Linked DNA regions of Homo sapiens: region 1 is linked to region 2. Evidence: chromatin loops called from intact Hi-C (ENCODE). Cell type or tissue: MCF 10A. All regions are shown on one strand. Links, peaks and the distances in the headings refer to the core of each region. The heading gives the core; the rest is flanking DNA.

Region 1 (5,387 bases), core at 80-5,079, 73 kb before region 2:
CATGCTTAGCACAGGTTACTCTGAGCTCTTGGTTGTTAATACATGAAAAGAACAGAAAGCTAAGGATATTCTGATTCTACCCCAGGGCTGCTTCAAAGACAAAAGGAAAGAAATGAGAAATGGGAAAATGCCCAAGGAATCAGAAAATATCACAAGGTCAACCCACCTCGTGTAAATCAGCGCACACCGTTCCAGAGGGTCGCATAGAAACCTCACGCTCAGGTTTAATTTGCCCATCCTGAAGTATTTTTCCTAGTAGTGCCAAATGCCATAATGCTCTCTGTCAGTGATTTGAAATTATTCTATAAGCCACATATCGGGTACACTATTGTTAATGAAATGCACACAAGATGATGAACAACTTCCTTTTCCTGCTGGAGCCCCAGCTGCAACCAGTGCCTGGATCCTTCATGCTGTAAATCAGCCCTTTGTACTCCAGGAGGATTCAATGAGCTGCAGGTGTGGGCTGTGGAAGGCCGCCTGGGATTAGGTAGCAGCATTTGATATGAGATCCCAAATAGCACTGGCAATCTATGCGCCACATGCGGCCACAGGCTTTGGAGAAAGCAAAGGAAAAACGCTGATGAAATGTGGCACGGGCCCATGGAATGCAATGTCAAAGTTTCACATCTGCAGGAAAAGAAAGAGAGTTCCTAATTTTACAGTGATGATGTCATTGAGAATTCATGACAGTGGAAATGATGGGCCAAGGTTTGCAAACTTAACCACTCAGGAGGTTGCTAACTAAAGGCTGAGCTTTTCAAGGGACAGTGTGGATTTGTGTGGAACACTGATTTGCCTTCCTGACCTGAGCAGTCATAGTGTCTGTGTGTGTGTGTGTGTGTATGCATGTGTGTGCACACACATTTGCGCACAGGCTCTGGAGAGACATGGGGAGAGGAAAAGAACTTGTATTTGAGAGGTTATGCATTATGCAGGCATATCAAGCTGATATTTTGCATGCCAAATGTGTCCTTAAAAATATACTGTCTCTGTGTCATTCAGCATAAAACACTGCTGGCTGTCCTTAACAACAATATAATTTTAAAAGATTGATTTCAGACGCTCCAAAAATTCACGAGCCAAGAAAAACTATCATAGTTGTTCACTTTCTCCCTAATGTTAACTGCCGAAAAGAGCTTCTTTTTAAATATTTTTTTCTTCCTTGAGACTGAAGAGACATAAAAATAAGTCTGGTTTTGTTATTAGTACATGGATAAAATATGTATTGAAGAAAACACATCTTTAATTTTTTAAGAGTCTGTTTTTCATTAGCTTATCTTGATAGTTTAAGTTAATCATTATTTTCAGCCATATATGATTTAGATATTATGTCATTAATTCATGTACAGTCCATCTGAGTAATGATTGTGGTTTTCTACTTTACAAATTCATCTACTTCACCAAGAAACCAAGAGAGTCAAATTCCATGCAACATCTGGTTTCCATTGAATGTAATTGCCATTTGCAGAGTTATAATCATGTGTTATTGTAAGGGCCACAGTGTCAATCACTCTCCTAATGGGGAAAATTCAATGCCTAAATACCTGGGAGAACAAGAAGCTGACTTAAACAGGTGCATTCAGACACTAGGTTTTAAGTAGAATTCTAACCTACCCATTTAAATAAATCATTTTAAGGAGAAACAATATTCTTTCCATCCCCTGTAGCAAGGGAAAGCATAAAATCCAGGACTTCAATCTCCCATGCTCAGTTCCAGTACTATATCATGTTTAATCTTTTTAAAAATGTTCAAATATGCCTATATCATAGTGATTCCTTATGTTCCATACTCTCATGGGAACTCCCAAAGGCCAGGCAGGATTTTTGAAAACTTTCTGGGGGAAGGGACCATCTTCTGATTCTTCCTGCCTTACATCTTCTGATTCTTCCTGTCTTTTTTTCTTACGATGAAAATAAGCCACACTTGATTTAAGAAAATATTAAACCATTCAAACTACTAAAGTCATTATAGCTTTTTCTAGCCCATGGGGTTTTTTGGGGGGATAATCACATAAGAGGTTGAAAAAATCATGAAGCACCGTGGTAGAGAGTGCAATATGTAAGCACTTTATGGCAAAAGTGAACCACATTTCCTTGACCTCATTCTCCATTGTGTTTACAAGCCAAGCCTTGTTTGAACTGGTAAATGTTTGGCCATGCATTCAGGAAACATTTCCTAAGGCAAAAATAACACGCCAGGAATTGCACTGGACATTCAGGATGCAATGATGAATAAGACAATCTAGAGGGTGAGAGAGCACACACGCAGGTAATTACAACATCAGACAAGAAGTAGAAATAAGCCCACATATTATAGCAGCAGAGAAAGGCCATTTTATCCAGCCAGCTTAAGAAGGAGGAGTGAGTCCCAGAAGGCTCCCTGGAGAAGGTGACAGCTGAGCCAAGTTTTAAAGGATGGATAGAAGTGAAAGGCTTTCTATATAAAGGCCTTTAATTTTAGTACCTGCTAAGGAAATGTTTATGCTAGTAAACTTTTTGATTCAATAGAAATACTATGAAAAGGTAATTTACAGTTCTGTTCAATTCATTCCTTCACATAGTTATATAAATGACATTTACTATTCTATTCATTGCACGTATTCTTCTCATCTATGCAAAACTTAGGAAGCATGAGAGAAGTAGCAATTCCCACAAGCAATTTTCATTATCTTTGGCATTATCATTACTGAAATACCATCTTACATTTGAGGAACACTCTGAAATCTGCAAAAGGCTTTTGACAACATTTTATTTTCTTGTCACAGTAAGGTAGGAGGTGCAAGTATTAGATTGGTCCCACTGCAACACAGATGTTAAAAGGTCTTGGTGACAAAAGGGCTAGAATTCAAGTCTATAACCTCCATAACTAAGACTGCTGGGCTTAAAAACATGCAGCCTCTCACCTAGATGAGGAAAGAAGGAAGAACTTAGCATCTGGACCATAGTTGATGCTCACCATGATTGAACAAACGAAAACATTTCCAGCTCTCAATTAGTCATGCAGATGGAGATGACTTTACTCCAGAAAACTTAAACTAAGAGTTAACCTTCAGAACCATTTCTGTTGGTTTATCATGCATTTTGTGATCATATTGGCAGCAGATTTATTCTCACAATTTTCCTTCTTTTTAAGCAACTAGTTGAGGTTTTCCACATCCTCTGAGCGCTTCCAGACTTAAAACTGATGAGATAACCCAAAAATGCCTGAAAGGATGGCAGGATGATGCAGGCTGGAATGAATAAATACTGGTAAATAAACATATGGATAATGCATAAGTAGCAATGTCAAAATAAAATAAAATAACCTCCAAAATAGGAAAGTAAGGACTAAAGAGACCATGTCAGTAAGTAGCATTGGTTCCAGACTCAGGGATCCCACCTTCTAATACTGGCTCATGAATTATTTGTTTAGCCTCTACTAGCCCGTGGTTTTGTCATCTATTCAAGAGGAATCACAGCCTCTCCCCCACCCAGCAAACATACTTGTTGAGCGAATCAATGGAAATGTCTAATAGAAAGCTGTGCAAATTATAAAGCAGTAAGTAAATGCAGGGAAGTTATTACCCCTGACAAATTGAGAGGTGCTTCCCTTTCCATCTGAGGTTGCCAGAGATTGGTTTATAGTAATAACATCTGTCTGGTCGAGGCCCCACTGAAGATCATGAGACCCAGGGAGGCAGGAATCCAGTTTCTTGGCCTTCTGAAGTCCAGATGAAAGCTGTTTCTCAGAAAACTCTTGTTGCTTTCTGCTTTTGTTGTTGTTGTTTTGAAAGATGGTTATTTAAGTCTAAGGGGACTTTAAGCCTCCTTCCAAACAGAATCCACAGTTTCCAGAATGCCTACGTGTTTACTATAATTTGTACAATCATGTACTGTGACATAGAGCATATAACATTTCTATAAAGATGCCCTGATGTTGTATTCTAAGGCTCCTCAGAAGGCAGCCTTAGAGTTTCCCTGCCAGGGATGCTTTTCATCCTCAGAATCAGGGACTAACCAATTCTTTCTGGATCTGATTCAAGGAACCAGTCAGTAATCACTGGGAGAATCCATGCTCCCTTCGCCCTCCCTCGCCATAACTGCAGCTTTTGACAATGGATAAGCAGATAACAACATGCGTGATGGAAGGCCCCTTGAAGCCACTTTCTCCCAGGACATTTCTCACTCAGAGTTTAAAAGATGGCAAATGAGAACAGTGATATTGGCCACACCTGCAGAGAAGAATGGCCTCTCAGATTAATTGTCAGGACACCTGAAATCAGCTCCAAGTTGTGCCAATTATCAGCTATGGGGGTTCTTAGGTAAGTTTCATAAACTTTCTTGGCCTTAGTTTACACATCTATATAATGGAGAAGATATTTCTTGCTATTATACTTTAAGTGAAGGTTGTAAAATTAAATATGTAAATTATTTGAAAAGATAGCACAGTAGGTCAACAAATATGTATATACCATATGTCTTATAACTAAATGATTGTTAATAATTATCAAAGGCTCTATATTGTGTAATAAGAGCTGGCATGTATTGCATACTTGCCACATGTTTGCACTTTTTTAAGCTTGTCACAGGCTTTAACTCATTTAATTTTTACAAGCAGCCAGTGTATGCACCAGTATCATCCAACATCATTCAGGCTCAGAGAGCTTAAGTAAAAAGTAACACAGTTCCCAAGTGGTCCAGCCAGGATTTGAACCTAGGAAGTCTGGCTCCAAGGCCTGCGTGCCTCACCACTGTGCTATATTGCTTCTCATCCATGCAGGAATATATACATATACACATGTATTTCAATATCTTTATCATACTTACAAAAAAATTTACAAAAATAATACAAAGAATTTTTATATAATTTTTCCTAGATTCTCCAAATGTTAATACTTTAGCACATTTACTTTATCATTCTCTCTTTCTCTAGACAAACACGCATATTTACATTTTTCTGAATCCTTTGAGAGTTGCAGACATGATGCCCCTTAATGTCTAAATATCTCTGTATATTTCCTAAAACAAGGACATTCTCTTGCACGACCACAGTATAATTATTAAAATCAGAAATTAACCTTGATACAGTACTATTGTCTAGTCTACAGATTATAGCCACATTTTGCAAAATATCTCACCAGCATCCTGGATAGCAAAAGTTTTGTGGGTTTGGTTTTTTTTAGAACTTTTTTTTCCTGGATCTTATCCAGGATCACACATTGCATGACCTTGACATTTTTGAAGACAACTGGGTTTGGGCTTCTCTGATGTGTTCTGATTAGGTCCAGGTTGTGCATTTTTAGCCAGCATACCACAGAAGTGATGATGCGTCCTTCTCTGTGCATTTTATCAGGAAGCATATGATATCTATTTGTCACATTACTGGTGAGGTTAAAAAAAAAACA
Region 2 (5,387 bases), core at 218-5,217:
AATTTGAAAGAAGAGTGAGTTTTCCAAAAGGACTAGGGGAGAAAGGTCATTCCAAGATAACTTTGCTGAGGATCAAATGTAGCATATGAGTTGCAGAAATACGGGCAAGAATGGCCTGTGGATTAAGATACTTGTTCACTAATCATAAACTCAAGGACAGAGAAAATGTGGGGCATCTGGCTGTGTACACAGAGCAAGGCCACAGCCCAGACAAGACAAACAGCAGGTACAAAGGAGGCAAGGGAATGATGTGGTCCTGGGTGTTTTGGGAAACATTAGAGGCTTGGCCTGGAGGGAAATTGAGACAGGGGAGGAGAGACCTTAGGCTGGACAGGTCAGCCATATATCAGATGTAGTCTTAAATGCCTGATTTGGGTTCCATATCATACTGAAAAGTAAGCTCACTTACCCATCAAAAGAGACCTGCAGACCACAGAAACTATCAGCAAATATCACTGGAGAAACAAAATCACAGGCTCCTATTGTCTGGAGCCATTGCACTGGACAGTCCCTGGGTTTGAATCAGAAAGAGAAGGAGCAGCAGATTTGAAGGGCATTGAAAATCCTGCAACAATCACCTTAACAATCGCCATGAAACTCTAGTCTCCAGAACTCAGATCTTCAGGGCTGGGCCTCGAGTTACAAGCGTCAGGTAGAAGGGACCTGTTTTTACCAACCCCACATCCTGGCTAGGGAAGTGAGAGTAGCACATGAAGGAAAAGAGATAGAAGACTTCAGGTCCCGGTGCCACCAACTCTGCAGTGGGGGATGAGAGAAAGACAGAATGGGAAAAGCAGGCACAGTTGGAGGAACATCTCCAGCCCTGGCTTCTGAGAAAAACAAGATTCTAACTAATAGTAATCACTACTCCATTTTCACCAAAAGTAGAGAATTCCCCATTTTAGAGATTTTTAGCCTTTTTTTTTTTTTGGAGTCAAAAATGTGTATGGCATTTTATGAAAGTTCTGTATCTCCGGAATACACAGATCTGTGTATAATATTCCACAAATAGAGTTTATGAACCCACTAAAATCAATGGGATCCAAAAACTCTAGTTGAGCCCTTTGCTCTGAATCCAATGCTTTTAGGGCTCTCGTGGGCTACTCCTGGAACAAGGAATAAGCAAAATTGTGAGCCAGCTCAGTCCTCCGAGTTACATCCCCAACAACAGGTGAGGCCTATGAAGCCACTTCTTTTTTTTTTTTTTGAGACCTGGTCTCGCTCTGTCACCCAGGCTGGAGTGCAGTGGTGCAATCTCAGCTCACTGCAACCTCCACCTCCTGAGTTCAAGCGATTGTCCTGCCTCAGCCTCCCAAGTAGCTGGGATTACAGGTGCCTGCCACCATGCCCGGCTAATTTTTTATATTTTTAGTAGAGACGGGGTTTCACCACATTAGCCAGGACAGTGTCGATCTCCTGACCTTGTGATCCGCCTGCTTCGGCCTCCCAAAGTGCTGGGATTACAGGCGTGAGCCACCGCGCCCGACCGAAGCCACTTCTTTACAGGTGTTCGACCACCATGCTTGTTGTATAGAGGCCTTAAAGTTTGCCCAGCTCTGAGTCTAAGTCCAGTCACCTCTACAGATGGTACATTCTGTTCTGGAGGCAGACAAAACTCAAACTGATAGCATTAGAATCATATCTTTTATCTCTCTGGGTACACCTAGGGTCTGAAATGTAGCACCATGTCAGTTTGCTCCCACCCTACACTGGGATCCCTATGACATTGCACTGAATCATCACTTCCCAGTAAAAGGATTTAAAACATTGCAAAATGAGGCTGGCTGAGTGAGGATCCCTGAAGCACTGTGTAACCTGCTGACATAACAGCTGGACTACAGCCCAGTGCATGGGCAAGGCCAACACGAACCCTTGACATCCTACCCCTGGGGGATGCTGAGCCTCCATCTGCCCTTTCTCTTCTTCTCCACATACCTTCTCACCTTCCCTTCCCTTAATATCTGACTGTTCTCAAAATTTGTTCTCTAATAATTACTTTTTCAGGCAAGAACGTAAAGCACTCAATCTTTTTATTGACTTATCCTGATCTCTGTGAGCCTAAAATTCCTGAGATTGAAACCCCCATGATACATCTCCTACTCTGCCAAATGCCCCCTCCTCCTGCAGACAAAGGAATGCCAGAAGTCCATCTACTTTTAGCCCAGTCCTCCAGACAACAAGTGCCCCATCTCAAGAAGCACTGGAGAATCCAGTCCTCTCATTCTCCTCACATACTACAAACCTGGAGTCATTGAATAAGCATCCCCTAATAGGCAAGAAAAAATTTCATTCCTAGTGGCAGTCAGCAGGAGGCAGAGGCTCTTCCAGTCTAATGACTTGCAAATCAAAAGCATGAAAACCAGAATGCACCTTTGAACCTCTTTCCCATCCAGCCTAGATGTCCTCATAATTTTCTCCCATAGCGTTCCTGGTATTTTTGCTACCAGAGCAATAACCTTCCCCATGCATTTTTTTACATGTTGGAGGAGGAGCTATCCAGTGATCTCAAAGCATATGTTTTTGATTCTCATAAGATTATGGATACCAAAGGAATAAAAATGGAAATCACTACTGCCAAGATATGAAAGAAACTTTGCATAGTAAAATAATTTAAACCTAACATTTGGACCCAATAAGGCAAACGCAATGTTTTTTCCATATTTTTGGAAAATGTGCATTTTCTTTACATTAAGTGGTACCAATAAAAAATAATGATTCTCACTCCGTTTATTTCTATAAGTTAGATTGGCTTATAGTTTTCCAGGACATGGTTTTCTATCAAGCTATATGGCAAACACCTGGGCATAAAATACACTCAGCTATTTACTTCCATGTGGGAAAAATGGGTCACCATTCCTTTCTTTTGAATCTAGAGCAAAGGTCAGCTGAAACCAGTTAGCATATTTAGTACTCAGTATCTGCCGAGAATGAGTGTTACATCAACAATTTGTGGTGATGGTGAGCAAGCCCAGGAAGTTCCTTACAGATAGGGAGGGCAAGTGCTTTCCAATTCCAGGCTCGGTGATTCTGCAATACATGCTGGTAAGAACATTTGACTCATCCTGGAACGGGATAAAGAAACACAGAAGACCAAATAATGAAGAAGGACTAGAAAACATTTTTGTACGTACTTCATATGTGAAGCTACTGCTCTGGGGGGAGATCCATCCAGTGAAAGCACGGGCCTGTAAATGCTAAAGAAGCAGTGGCCGAGGAGGATGAGGAGATGGGGAACTGGGGAAGTGGGGAGGAGGGATGGAGAAGGGAAACAGGAGAGAAAAGAAAGAGAGGGGAGACGAAAAATGGAAGAACGAGAAGAGATTAAATAATGGTTGAATATGGAACTCACATTGTTAGAGAGTCTTAGAAGATCTCCCTCCAGGGCTGAGGTGGTCAGAAAAACCAACGTCAGCCTGGAATGGCGGGGCGATCACTAAGCTCAGGCCAGGAGCCACAGCTCCACCACTGCTGTAACTCGCTGTACACAAGTTTCCAGCTACTGATGACTACCTTTTCTCACCAATGAAATGTGACAAATTCCCTCCTCACCCACCTCTGAGGCCTGTTGGAAGGCTCAAAACAAGAAGAATGCAAATGAGCTGTGATAGCTATAAAATATTCCACATGTGGAGTGTGAAAGGTGGATGGAGTGGAAGATGGTGAATTATTTCTTATTCCTTGGCTTAAGTCTCAGCTCTTTGTAAGTGTTCATGTTCTTGGTGGCTATGTATTCAGACTAAAATAAAATCACCTTCAATGCTTTGCCCACCAACAGTAGGAGCCCCAGCATCTCTGGCAATATATCAGAAGATTCTTAGGGTGGTTCTATTTGTCCCAGTTCCCTCTAGCTCCAATTTCCCATTCTTCCTGAATTCTTAACCCTGCTCCAGTTTCATCTTCTGCAGGTGTCGGAATTTCTCGGCCCATCACTGGAGCCTGCCTTAGTTTTTGCACGTTCCCCGCAGTACTACGGACACTAGCCTTGGCAGGTAGAGACTTTCCATGGGAATTTGAAGGTATAGGGTGGGGTTACACTGCATCACAACAACCAACCTAAAATTAAATGCCAGTGACTCCTTTTTTAACACCCCTTGCTTGTTAAAAACTCCTCACTGCCATCTCTTTGCAAAGAGCCCCAACCCACTGCCACCCAGATTGAATTCGTTTTCCTTCTCTTGTATCCCATCAAGCATCAGCCCCTCCACTTCTGTCACTCTTCTCCCTGCCCCTCTTGTTTGGTTCTGGCCTAGGGGAATCACATCTCCTGGGGAATTTTTTTTTAGATACCCATGCATAGACCAATCACATCAGAGGCTCTAAAGGTGGGGTACATGCATGCATATTTTTTTCAAAGCTCAGATGATTCTAATGCACAGCCAAGATTGGAAGCCATATCCAGTCTAGCTCAGTTAAGCCATGTCCTGGGGGGAAGCTCACCTTCCACACTCCAAAAAGTAATCAAAGTATTTAGCAGAACAAAAGACAATTCTCTCCCTCAGAGAATTGATGCCAGTTTTTTTTTTAAACTGAACATTACTTTCCCTGCCACAGTGTTATCTTAAGCAATTTGCCAATGATCCACACTTTATGATCCAGAGGTCAGGATCATTCTCCAATGTGAGCATTTCTTGGTGAATCCCTTGCTCTCCCGCCCTGGCTCATTTTCCTAGGTCACAGAGTAACAGCGTGGTCAGGGAAGAAACCAAGGAATCCACAAAGAGGAACGTGGTGTCTTTGTTGAGAGATTTTATGGCAGTTAGAAATCCAAACCGAACATTAGTTTGGAATAATGTTGACAGAAACATCCACAGCTGTGATGAAAACAAAACAAAGCTAAAAAGCAGCTCCATGGTGGTGGTGGAGTCTTGTTTTAAGAGTAGATAGAGTTATTTTTCTGAATATTTCTTTAAATTTCCAAATACATATGAGTTCCATCTTATTTTGTATCTAACCACTTATGTCATCAGCCTAATGTTGTATGTCCTTAGCAAGCCTCTCAACTTTTCTGAACTTATCTAAAATCAGAGGATTGGGCCTGGTGAGCTCTAAAGCTGTTACTGATTTCCTATGAGTGTATAATATCCCACCCCCTCCAACACACACACACCATTTTGTTTATTGATTTATAGTCTATGGGATGATGTTGCATATACGTCCTCTCCTTTGTCATCCTAACAGCCCTGGGAAGACGGTAAGCAGGGAAGGGATTATTATCCATTTTTCTAGCAAAGAAATCTCACATTCAGAGAGCACAGTGACTGGCCCAAGTACACATTGCCAGGACATGACAGAGCCATTGCTTTGAACACAGTCCTCTTACTCTGATTTAGGAACCCTTTCTACCTGTCATGCCTCATCTCTGCTGTCACCTTGCTACCACTGTCTCT

Evidence for each region. A loop is a pair of places that touch in the nucleus more often than their neighbours do. Peaks named below come from ENCODE experiments on the same cell type or tissue, not always from the same donor. Only the 100,000 strongest peaks of a DNase experiment are listed, where the experiment ranks them.
Region 1: a loop joins it to region 2, with 5 times the contacts of the local background. A loop is called at or near these places in 1 of 110 quality-filtered maps.

The regions. Positions count from the first base shown.
Region 1 is chr2:19,574,410-19,579,796 of GRCh38, forward strand. No RefSeq gene overlaps it. Among named protein-coding and RNA genes, the nearest start is that of LINC01808, 110 kb to the left of the region's middle. RefSeq lists an enhancer at 1-2,048. In MCF 10A, for the core only: no CTCF peak of the experiment used is centred there; a DNase peak (open chromatin) is centred at 2,202.
Region 2 is chr2:19,647,000-19,652,386 of GRCh38, forward strand. The region is part of intron 2 of LOC124905977; the gene reads right to left. Among named protein-coding and RNA genes, the nearest start is that of LINC01808, 180 kb to the left of the region's middle. In MCF 10A, for the core only: no CTCF peak of the experiment used is centred there; DNase peaks (open chromatin) are centred at 1,802 and 2,982.